Linked DNA regions of Mus musculus: region 1 is linked to region 2. Evidence: chromatin loops called from intact Hi-C (ENCODE). Cell type or tissue: left cerebral cortex. All regions are shown on one strand. Links, peaks and the distances in the headings refer to the core of each region. The heading gives the core; the rest is flanking DNA. Region 1 overlaps Hoxb3 (homeobox B3). Region 2 has its middle 19 kb from the start of Hoxb13.

Evidence for each region. A loop is a pair of places that touch in the nucleus more often than their neighbours do. Peaks named below come from ENCODE experiments on the same cell type or tissue, not always from the same donor. Only the 100,000 strongest peaks of a DNase experiment are listed, where the experiment ranks them.
Region 1: a loop joins it to region 2, with 2.3 times the contacts of the local background. A loop is called at or near these places in 3 of 42 quality-filtered maps.

What each region holds. Positions count from the first base shown.
Region 1 is chr11:96,323,315-96,326,222 of GRCm38, forward strand. Hoxb3 (homeobox B3) reads left to right here. Exons shown (of 4, transcript NM_001079869.1): 1 at 1-131. Among named protein-coding and RNA genes, the nearest start is that of Hoxb3, 1.6 kb to the left of the region's middle. In left cerebral cortex, for the core only: no CTCF peak of the experiment used is centred there; no DNase peak of the experiment used is centred there.
Region 2 is chr11:96,173,732-96,176,639 of GRCm38, forward strand. No RefSeq gene overlaps it. Among named protein-coding and RNA genes, the nearest start is that of Hoxb13, 19 kb to the right of the region's middle. In left cerebral cortex, for the core only: no CTCF peak of the experiment used is centred there; no DNase peak of the experiment used is centred there.

The sequences.
Region 1 (2,908 bases), core at 234-2,733, 150 kb after region 2:
GGATCGGCAAGGGGGAAAAATTTTGGAGCCATAAAGTTGAAAACTTTTTTCTCTCAGTTTTGGAAGAAGCCTTCCTTTCGTCATGAACGGGACCAGAGGAGCTCAGGCGAGAGCGGGCAAGAGGCTCAGAGGTAACAAAGCCCTGGCTTGGGCTGGCTTTTTCATTTTTTATTTTTTAATCATTTTATGGGCTCTTTTCACAAGTAAAAGAAAAAGAAAACCTCTCACCTCCTCTTTCTTTTTCAACTATCTTTGTGGGGTTTTATTTTATGGAGGATGCTTGGGCAGGTTTGCTACCTTTTATGATGACTGATGTTTGGGGAGAAAAGGAGAGACGTGGAGACAGAGGAGAGAGAGGCCTGGACACCTGGAGAGTGTTTGAACTGGTCAGGACGGAGGTGTCAGGGCTCCTGAAAAACACCAGAGAGGCTGTTTGTGAGGCTGTTCAGAAGTGTTTCTCTGGTTTTGAAAAATGCAGACAGGGAGAGCTTCTGTGTGTGTGTGTGTGTGTGTGTGTGTGTGTGTGTGTGTGTGTGTGCCTGTGTCCTGGGACTCCTGATTGTCTACACTGTTTACCAGTGAGATGTTGTCATTGAAGTCTCCTTTAAAAAAAAAAAAAGGAATCCAGTTCTTGACGGAGTCTCCTATCCTTGGAACTGATAGAAGTGGAATTGGTTGGGTTTTCTTCTTGTATCTAGTTTGGGATTCTAGATAAATCTTTACTCATTGAAAAAGAAACTGCTCAGGACCAGGTGCAGCAGAAATTCTCTTTTGTTCTACCCCCCACCCAATCCCATGCACCCCACACTCCAGGCCTCCTGGAGTCTCCCGTGTTCAGTTTCTTTTCTTTTTGCTTCTGGGTTGGGGGCTCTGTTCTTCCTCTGGGGGCCTTACTTCTCAGGCTGGGGAATTGGTGGACTCTGCATTAGACCTGAATGTGCTGTCCCCTTTTCCCTGAGGCCTCACTGAGAGAGAGTTTGGAGGCGGGAGGATGGCAGGAGGAAGAGTTCATGGAGAGGCCACGTTTTCTAGGCGATTAGCTTGGTATTAGAACCACAAAATGACCTCGGAAGCCCCTTGACCTCTCTGAGACTGGACATTGTGCTAGCTCTTGCTTCCTGCCCCAGAGGGAAAGTCACACCTCTTCAGGGTTCCTAGCTTCTTTATTCCCACTGTGGTCCCCAAATGCTTTGCTAGCTCAGAATTTATGTATCATTTTTCTATTGTTGTGGATTGGGAAGAAAGGTAGAGTTTTGTTTGTTTTGTTTTGTCTTTTTAAGTTAGCCCAGAAGTCCTGTGGGTAGGGAGTACTGGTGCTGATCTGTCTATATAAAGCTCCTTCCCTAGGTTTGGCTTCAGCCCCAGCCCCATCCCAACTCCATTTGCTTCTCTCTCTCTCTCTCTCTCTCTCTCTCTCTCTCTCTCTCTCTCTCTTTCTCTCTCTCCCTCTCTGTCTCTCCCTCTCTCTCTCTCTCTCCCCACCCCTCTGCCTCCTTTAAAGCGAGCTGAGGGAAGGAGAACTAAAGAATACAATACTGAGAGGTCAGACAGTCACCAGTCACAGATCAGAGGAATAAATTCCTGAGCTGGAGAGAAAGGCTTTCCACCATGGACACTATCTTGGAGATATTTCTTCATATTCTCTCCCCCCCCCCTCAACTATTTTCTGAAGTTCCTTTGTTTAGGGAGCTGTTTTTATAAACACCTTTATCTCCCGTACCCCAATCTTCCTTTTCTAAGTTCTTGTGTACCTCAATAAGCAGTAGAGTAAGAGAGCTGAAAGGAGGACCTCTCGCACGTTGCTCTGCGCGCGTTTTCCCTGCTAACCAAAGTTGGTAGAAACTTTTCAAGTCAAGAGATAAGTGGAAGACTTGCTAAAGGGGGGAAGCTGGAGTGAAGACCCCTTTTCTGTGACTGGCGCTCTATCTTCTGCATTCAATATCCTCAGTAGCAGCACACGTGGAAGGAAGGAGAGGGAAGGGAGGAGAAGCCTTTTCTTTCTAGTTGGGAAGAGGAACTGCTCTCCTTAAGAAAGGAAGAGGCTGTGCTTTGCTGGAGTGCGTGTGAGGCCTTCCTTGCTCACACTGTATAAATCTTTTCTGTAATTTGGGGAGTCTTGTCTCAGACAAGAAATAACAGGAGCCATTGGCTTTTTCTTTGTCCCCGGGTGGCATAAATGGAGGGACTGGGGTGGGGTGGGGGGTTCAGGAAGGGGTGGTCAGAGAGGCAAACTGGGACACTTTGATATTGTTGATAATGGCCAACTACTGCCCGTAAAGATACATAACGAACGGGCCGATTGTCCATCGCGGGGACCCTCTCTAGGTCCAAGTGACAAAGACCTAGTCACGTAGAACTTTTATAAGCTGTTTTGTGCGGTTAAAAAATCCCTGAGAATTAGGGGTTCACCAAAAGGAAGAAGGGTGACAATAGAAGGGAAAAGCTGGGGTCCCCCCAAACGTGTTCTTTCGCCTAGTCTCACCGCGGCGGAAGATCCTCCCCCCCTTTTCTCATTTCCAGACCTGAACCATTTTGGAGCTGGCGGCTGCCTGGGCTCTCCTTCCACATCTCTCGTGGCCACCCCCGAGTGAGGTCTTCCAATCTTTTGACCTCTCCCCCAGTTCCCTGGGCCCTTTGCACTCCCTCTCTTCTGTTGCTTGCCCGCCACCCTGGGCCGGAGGCTGCTTAGTCCCACTAGGGTCCTGGAGTCAGCCTGGTGGGTCTCCCTGGGAAGTGGTGAGACTACGGAGCGGTTTTGATTGGAAAACTGAGTTGGGAAGTTTCCCAGCGTGAGTTGAGCGCTGACGGATTTGTGATCGGCCATAAAACTGGAGCGTTCGGATTCGTAAATCAATCTCGCTTTCCTCAGTCTAAATGTTCGCTTTATCCGCAGCAAGAAAGCGCTCAG
Region 2 (2,908 bases), core at 98-2,597:
TTTGCACAACTAAGTAGGTTTTGACTGACAAGATAGATGATGCCTACACGGAGACAAACTGGTTGCTGAGAAATAGGATCGTGCTTTTCCATGGTATACTGGTGTGTCCACAAAAATCCATATTGGTCAAGGTCTGGGGTTCAAAGGCCATTAGCCAGGATAGAGGGAGCTGCCATTAGAAAACTGGACTTGGGGCTGGAGAGATGCCTCAGAGGACCTGAGTTCGATTCTCTGCATCCACACCAGCTTATAGCCATCTGTAACGCCTCCCCAGAAAACCTGACACTTTCTTCATGTCTTCAAGGGCATCTGCATTCATGCTCCCACCAATTCAAATAAATAAAAATAAATATAAATATAAACATTTAAAAAAAGAAGGAAGCTACTCTTTCCCTTTGGCTCTTTGCTTCAAACAACCAAAGTGCCACCACCCCTTGCACACTGCTCCACCCTCAGGCAGACCCTTCCCAAATTCCCCTTCCAAGGAGAAAGGAGAAGGGGTCTGGAGAGACCCTTGAAGAGAGTTTCTGCTTAGAGAGACAGAATGGGCTGTAGGGAGGCAGCATCCACAAGGAGGAGAGGTGGGACCTGAGGGTGGGGATGTCAAACTCTTCAGTCTTAGAAAGGCCCCTTTTTCCCCAGACAGGTGCGTATTGCATATGGCCCAGGTATGCTTTTTTTTTTCCACCAATGGTGCATGCCTTTAATCCCAACATTGGGGAAACTGAGGCATGCTAATTTCTGTGAGTTGAAGGTCAGCCTGATCTGCAGAGAAAGTTCCAGGATAGTTGAGGACACAGAGAGGAACTCTGTCTCAAAGAAACCAACAAATAAATACACAAATAAAAAGGTTTTTAAAAAAATCTATCTATCTATCTATCTATCTATCTATCTATCTATCTATCTATCTATCTATCTATCTATCTATCTATTATGTTTCTGCATGCCGCACCGCCTGTATAGTAGTCAGAGCACAACTTGGGGGTGTTTTCTCCTTCAACCATATAGGTTTTGGGGATCTAATTGAGCTTGTTAGGTTTATGCAACAATCCCTTTACTCTCCGAACTATCATCCCCAAGAATGAAGTTTATATTAATTCAAGCAATTGAATTTATATTAATTCAAACAGTTATTTGGCTACATCACAATATTTTCCCATTTAAAATAACTGAACTGGATAACAGGACCAAAAAAGTTAAATGTCACTTTGGTAAAAAATTACCATCCTCAACCTTAGGGCCACTCCTGGGAGAGCTTTTTAAAAATAGTAATGACAGGTCCTGGGTCCTGGGAAGATGCAAGCATGAGGACCTGGCTATAGATCCCCGGTAAAAAGCCAGGCGCAGGCGCGACAGTGGGGATTTGTAATGGAAACACTGGGAAGCAGAACCCCTGGAGCTTGCCCACAGTTTAACCTAACCAGCACTCCTGGCCTGGCACCTCTCCTTGCCCGAGTAGACCCCGCTCAGAACCCAGGGCTCTGCAAGGCCTGAATCATCTCTTTTCCTCTTTGCCATTTTCTACATTTTTCCCCCTGCATAGAGGAGGAAAGACAAAATATTTTGTCTTTCAAAATTCCTTAAAAGTACGGGGAATACGAAGCTGAAGCCTAAAATCCCCCTCCCCATCCTGGCAAAGCTTGGGCGGGCAGTTGGTCCTCAACTGGAGGGGGCGAAGGACCCCCAATGTAATAGGGGGCTTCTTTGGGGATAGAGCCCAGAAAAGCAGGAAAACTTTCCTGGAGTCACGCGGCACCTTCAATCTTAACTTTCCTACTGCACCCCAACTTTAGCCTCGCGGACTTGGCACTCCAGCCCAATGCTTGCTGTCGTACTCCCGTACTCCCCGAGTACCCCATCCTCAGACGCTGCCCACTCTCAGAGAACACGTACGTGAATGGAGGGCTGAATGGAGGGCTGGCGAACGCGTTCTTTCTCCTTCACTGAGAACTGGAGTCCAATGGGGGAATCTCCGCGACCTTCCATCCGGGTACACGGAGAGATAGATGATCCTGAGGACCCCAGCCCTATCTCCTTCCAGGGCTTTTTAGGAGGCTCCTTCGGAGGGGCTAGTAACCCGTAAAGGCTTCAAGATTGCCACAAGCATTTTGCCATTATGGTCCACCAAGGGACTTATCCATGTCTTTCAATTTTAAAGAGTCAGAGACAGCAAGAAATGCTAAAAGAGAAATGAGACTTCTCTCTTCATTTAATAATAATAATTTAAAAAGCGCCATAATTCAAAGAGCACATCCTTTTGTCCTTCCTCCAACCCGACCTCCACCTCCCAGGAAAAATTGTCAGAAAATTTCTAGCACACATAGAGACACTTTTCACTCTCTCTATCATGAACACAGTCTCTGTAGACCAAACCCAAACTTCACATTTCAGCAAACACATCATAGGAACGAAAATTACTTAACAATTTTTTTTCTTTTTGATTGGGAAAACGGGATGGGGATAGTTCTCCATAAAAGAACATGCCGGACTAGTGAAAGGGTTCAGTGGGCGAAGATGCTTTTGTCATTCTTGAAGAATTGAGTGCAACCCCCAATGCTGGGGACCCCTACTATGGGAGGGGAGAACGGACTTCAGGGAGCTATTCTCTGACCTTCAGGCCACATGGCATGCCCACACACAAAAGCAAACAAATGTACTTAAAAAAAAAAAAAAGAATATAGATTGCCTTTTTAAAACATGTGTCCACATCGGGCTAGCCTCAAACTTGTGGCAACAATTCTTCCCGAGTGCTAGGGTTATAAGCATGTGCTACCATGGCAAGTTACAAACTGCTTTAGAGCCTACAAAAATGCTTATTGTGTCCAATTCCAATGAAAATTTTATTTATGCGGACCCCTCGATTTTATTCAGTCCTTAGAGTCTAGAATGTAGCTGAATGTTGAAAAGG